Linked DNA regions of Homo sapiens: region 1 is linked to region 2. Evidence: read pairs that join two places in POLR2A ChIA-PET (ENCODE). Cell type or tissue: Panc1. All regions are shown on one strand.

Region 1 (2,500 bases), 270 kb after region 2:
GCGCTAGAGTCATTCTTTTGTTTTAAGGGCTTAGCTCTGTGTGAGAGTGTAAATAAATACATTGGGAGATCCATAAATTGAATCTGACATTTCAGACAAGTATAACTGATTTTATTATAGCCTTTTCCTGAAGGTGGTTAAAAAAATGATTTATAAAAAGTCACACATATACAAAGATAGAGTGAATTTTATAATAAAACTCCCATGTACCTGCTATACTTAATCATCTCATACCCAATTTTGTCTCGACTCCAGTAACTCCTATACCTCCCTGTGGATTATTTTTAAACAAATTCTCAATCACATGATTCATATTTTTTTGTCCTTAAAGATTTCTGTATGTGTCTTTAAAAAGATAAGGGCTATATCTTTTAACACATAAATAGCAGGACATTATCATATCTAAAATTAACAGTAATTCCTTAACGTTAGATATCTAGTGTTCAAATTTCCTCATTCATCACTTTTTTTTTCCAGTTTCTTCAAATAGATTGCAATAGATTGATATGTCTTTTTTAGTCTACAGGTTTCTACTATTTTTTGCCTTATAATTTATTGGTCCTTGCAATTTGGTATTGAAGAAACTGGGTTGTTTGTCTTGTAGAATTTTTCACATTCTGAATTTTGCTGATTGCATCCCCATGGTTTCATTTAACCTGTTTTCTAGTCCTGAATTATCTATAACTGTTAGTTCAGCATAGAGACTTGATTAGATTAAGACTCAAATCTCTGTAAGAATATGTCATATGTAGTATTGAATACTATTAGGAGATACATAATGCTCTATTGTCTCTTTTTGTAATGTTAGCAGTCATTGATGATCAGTGAGTGAAGCTTTTATTTTACTAGGGGTTGCAAAATAGTGATGATTCTATTTTTAATCATTACGTCTTACCTTAATAGGTAGAATACTTTTATAAAGAGAACTTTCCCCAGAATATTTATTTATTCTGAGATAGAGTTCTTACAGGAAAGTGAGTCAGTGCTGAATTATTTCCCTTTGTTTACTAGTTTCAAAGTACTAGCTGGTTCCTTAACATTCTTCGCTGGTGACTAATGAAGTTTTTGTTTGTTTGTTTTTAAATGATCATTGTGAACTCATAAATACATGAGATGGGTTTCATTCTATTACAGTTATTATTATTATTATTGATACCTATGCCAGTTATCAGTTTATTGACTTTTAGCTCTAAAGCCACCTTTCATTTTCTTGCTCAGTAATAATGGAGTTGGACTGTTAACTTTAATGTTTCCCACCCCACAGAAGGTTGAGCCCCCACCAAGGTTGAGCTTTGTCAGTACCGGATCTGCTACTCAGTTGGTCCTTGTTTCTAGGCCTTTTGAATAGAAAGAGCTAGGAAATTTTTTAAGGAGAAAAATATATTACGTATTCATGTTGATATTTTCTGTCTAAATTTAAGATTATAGGTTTTAATTTTAATTTCTTTGATTTTGTAGTTGTATTGCTTTTTACTTATATATAAAAAATCTTTCTTCCTAACCACAGTAACATAATTATTTATTTGCTAATCCTATGATATAATAGTTCCAGAATAACAATAACATTAAATAATAATATTATAAATACTGAAAGGTAACTTCTTTTAGAGTTCTTTAAACTGTAAACTTTTAAAAACTTCATACTTTAAAGCTTTCTTTAAAGTTCTTAGTGTGTCCCACTAGGGCTGTTCAGTTAAATTGCTGGATTTTTTGCCTTGTTAAATTTGAATACTTTAAAATTGAGAATGTATATTCCTTTGCACATCATAGAAAGCATACAAGTCACAAATAAGGAGATAAATTTGGCATTGCATGACATTAACAAAGAATTAATATCATAGAAATCTAAAACCTTAAAAATTAATATGAAAAATGGCAAACATGAATAGAAAAAGTAGTAAATGAAACATGAACATCAGTTTCATATTTGGGAAGACCAAATGGCCAATAAATATGAAAAGAGGCTATTTTTACTGAGGTTTTCCAATTAAAACCATAGCAATACGCCATATTATAACCCAGCAGTTTCATTTCAAGAGATACTGTTGCAGGCCATTGTGGCTCATGCCTATAATCCCAACACTTCGGGAGGCCAAGGCAGGAGGATCACTTGAGCCCAGGAGTTTGAGACCAGCCTGGGCATACTGTTGCAAATGTTTACCAAGAGAACATTTGTAGTATCATTGTTCATAATAGAAAAAAGCAAATGAAAACTAAAAAATGCCCAGTTATAGTAGAATGTATTATAAGATGTGGTGTAGTCATACGTAGGAAAAATAGGCAGCAGTGGAAAATGAAAGAACTAATGTTACATGTGACAAAATGTGTTAATCTAAAAATATAGGAAAAAATAAAAAAATAAAAAAGGGATGTATAAAATAAGCTAGAACAAAGAAGTTCATTCAGTGTAATGCTATTACATAAAGTATAAAATTCATGGATAGATGCATAGCACATAGGAGCCATGAAGAGAAGCAAGGGGAATTATTAATATAAAAAA
Region 2 (2,500 bases):
ACTTATAGAATTTTATGTAGTTGTGAACCTATATGTGTATATTATCTAAAATCTTGAAACTTGGAGAGACTTCTGAGCCTGACACATGTACTTTTACTTAACAGTGAAGTAAATGCAACCTAGTACTTTATGGGGGTAGGTAACATTTGTTGAGCACCTGCTTTGTGGTACCTACCATGTTTTTCACATACTTTGTCTAGTTTATCCCCCAAAATAACCTAGTAAAGTTGTATCTCCTTTTATAGATAGTAAAATTATGCTTCATAATGGTAGATTAACTTGCACAATCCTACACTGTACTCTTAAGTTGGCAGAGTCTAGATGTAAGCCTAGGTGTGTTTGATTTGGCGTCCATGTACTATGCACTTCTCCATTTTGAGTGACACATTGTGACTATTAATGACTAAAGGAAGAAGTTTCAGAGGCTAAAATGTAATATTCTCAGGCCAGGAAAGAAATTCTTGTGGCTTAAGGACAAAGAAAATGTTGCTTTTATTCCCTAAATCTCTTCTTGTTAAGAAATACTAAATATTTCTTGTGGGGGAAAAAAACCAACAACCAAAAAACTTAGAAATCCTAATGGAAATTAATGGGAAACAGGATTCACTTTCTAATAATTTTAATATTGTAATACCTTAGCTATTAAAGGAATAATCTGAAAAAGACATGAATATTCTCAGTGCTCTGCCATCGTAGCCCCAAATTTGTAGTCACTTAGAGAGTTTTTTTTTTAACTGTGGAAAACCTGTTAAATATGTTAAATATTAATACAGAACCACAAACCCTCTACTGTATAGTAATTTTGTGTGCTACTACTGCTGTTTTTTTTTTTTTCTGTGCCTGTTCTTACCCATGCTTATTATTTTTCTAGTTAACTAGTGGAGCTGTGTGGGTTCAGTTTAATGATGGGTCCCAGTTGGTTGTGCAGGCAGGAGTGTCTTCTATCAGTTATACCTCACCAAATGGTCAAACAACTAGGTAAGTTCTTAAAATACTGGTCGAGATTCAGCCCTTTGCTATAATTTCTCTTTCTCTATATGTTGAAATGGATGATTTAATAAAGATACTTCTTTCATTTTGACAATGATCGTGTGATTCTTTAAACTGTTAATTATTCTTAGCAATTCATGTAGTCATTAATGCATATTTTATGATTATCTGTATTAACTCAGGGCAATTGGTATAAATAATCCACTCTAAGAGGTTGGGTTCCTTGTAGCCTTACTGTTCCATAGTGTAACTCGATGGCCTTTTTCAGAAGTAAGGGACTCCTAATTCTAGGTTCAAATAATATACCAAACCTATTTACTTAAAAGAACAGAAAAAAGAAATCTTTAAGATATAACCTGCTTATTTTTCCCAAATGAAAGGCTATATCCCCAATCTAATGTAACGTGATTAATGTTTGAAAGACTTTTTTGAATGTGTATATTCATTCTATATGAAAATATGTGTCAGGCACCAAGCCAAAAATAAAGAATCTGGCAATATGAAAAACAAGGAGTTATTTGCTTTCCTCATTTAAATCAGAACTTACTAAAAGTAGGGTACTGACGATGCCAATGCAGGCGTTCTCTTTTATGAGAAGTGCTTATTGTAATGGAAGTACTTGGGACAAATATAATCTGTAGATACCTACCAACTGCATTTTTGTGTTAAATTTAGATAATGCAGTGCCATCACTTAAATAACTATGTTTCAAGTGAGAGGCTTTGTTAAAAGCTCTTTGAGGTGCTCCAGAAAGTGGAAGGATGCAGATGCAAAGTGGGTAAAACCCTTGTTCCCAGGATACATGTTGACATTTTATTTGCTATGGTCATTTGGAAAATGTTAACATTTAAATAGAAATATATTCATAATGTGTTTAGCTTGGTATTTTTCTGTAGAATTAGGGCTTTTTTTTTTTTTTTTTTTTTTTTTTTTTTTTTTGAGACAGAGTCTCGCTCTGTTGCCCAGGCTCGAGTTAGTGGTGCGACTTGGCTCACTGCAACTTCTGCCTCCTGGGTTCAAGCAGTTCTCCTGCCTCAGCCTCCTGAGTAGCTGAGATTACAGGCATACGCCACCACACCTGGCTAATTTTGTATTTTTAGTAGAGACAGGGTTTCAACATATTGGCCAGGCTGGTCTCAAACACCTGACCTCGTAATCCACCCCCCTTGGCCTCCCAAAGTGCTGGGATTACAGGCATTAACCACCGCGCCTGTCCGGGGCCTTTTAAATTTAATGAGGAATCCAGATTTTTGGCTTGCTTTTGAAATTACGAAGCCAGTTCAAGTTTATCTAATTTTCCTTCTGTTACTTAAATGTGTTTAGAAAATGGTCTGTTTTAAAAGAAAAGAAACTGTATGCTTCACTTGATTTAGGTATCTAATAAATAATTGTTATAATTTTTCTGAGGTGCCTCTTGTTATTGAAGAATTACTGAAAAATATAATGTGCTTTTTGGGACTCTCATGAGAACCAAGTAATTCAGTTACGATTTTGTCTTTTTTTCTTTTGC

The links. ChIA-PET counts read pairs that join two places held together with the same protein. Peaks named below come from ENCODE experiments on the same cell type or tissue, not always from the same donor. Only the 100,000 strongest peaks of a DNase experiment are listed, where the experiment ranks them.
Region 1: POLR2A ChIA-PET joins it to region 2 with 6 read pairs; 2 of 35 experiments call an interaction of 5 or more read pairs at or near these places.

What each region holds. Positions count from the first base shown.
Region 1 is chr4:128,162,632-128,165,131 of GRCh38, forward strand. The region is part of intron 12 of LARP1B (La ribonucleoprotein 1B); the gene reads left to right. Among named protein-coding and RNA genes, the nearest start is that of LARP1B, 100 kb to the left of the region's middle. In Panc1, no CTCF peak of the experiment used is centred here; a DNase peak (open chromatin) is centred at 1,040; H3K4me3 peaks cover 205 bases; H3K27ac peaks cover 2,398 bases.
Region 2 is chr4:127,895,930-127,898,429 of GRCh38, forward strand. PLK4 (polo like kinase 4) reads left to right here. Exons shown (of 16, transcript NM_014264.5): 15 at 872-978. Among named protein-coding and RNA genes, the nearest start is that of PLK4, 16 kb to the left of the region's middle. In Panc1, no CTCF peak of the experiment used is centred here; no DNase peak of the experiment used is centred here.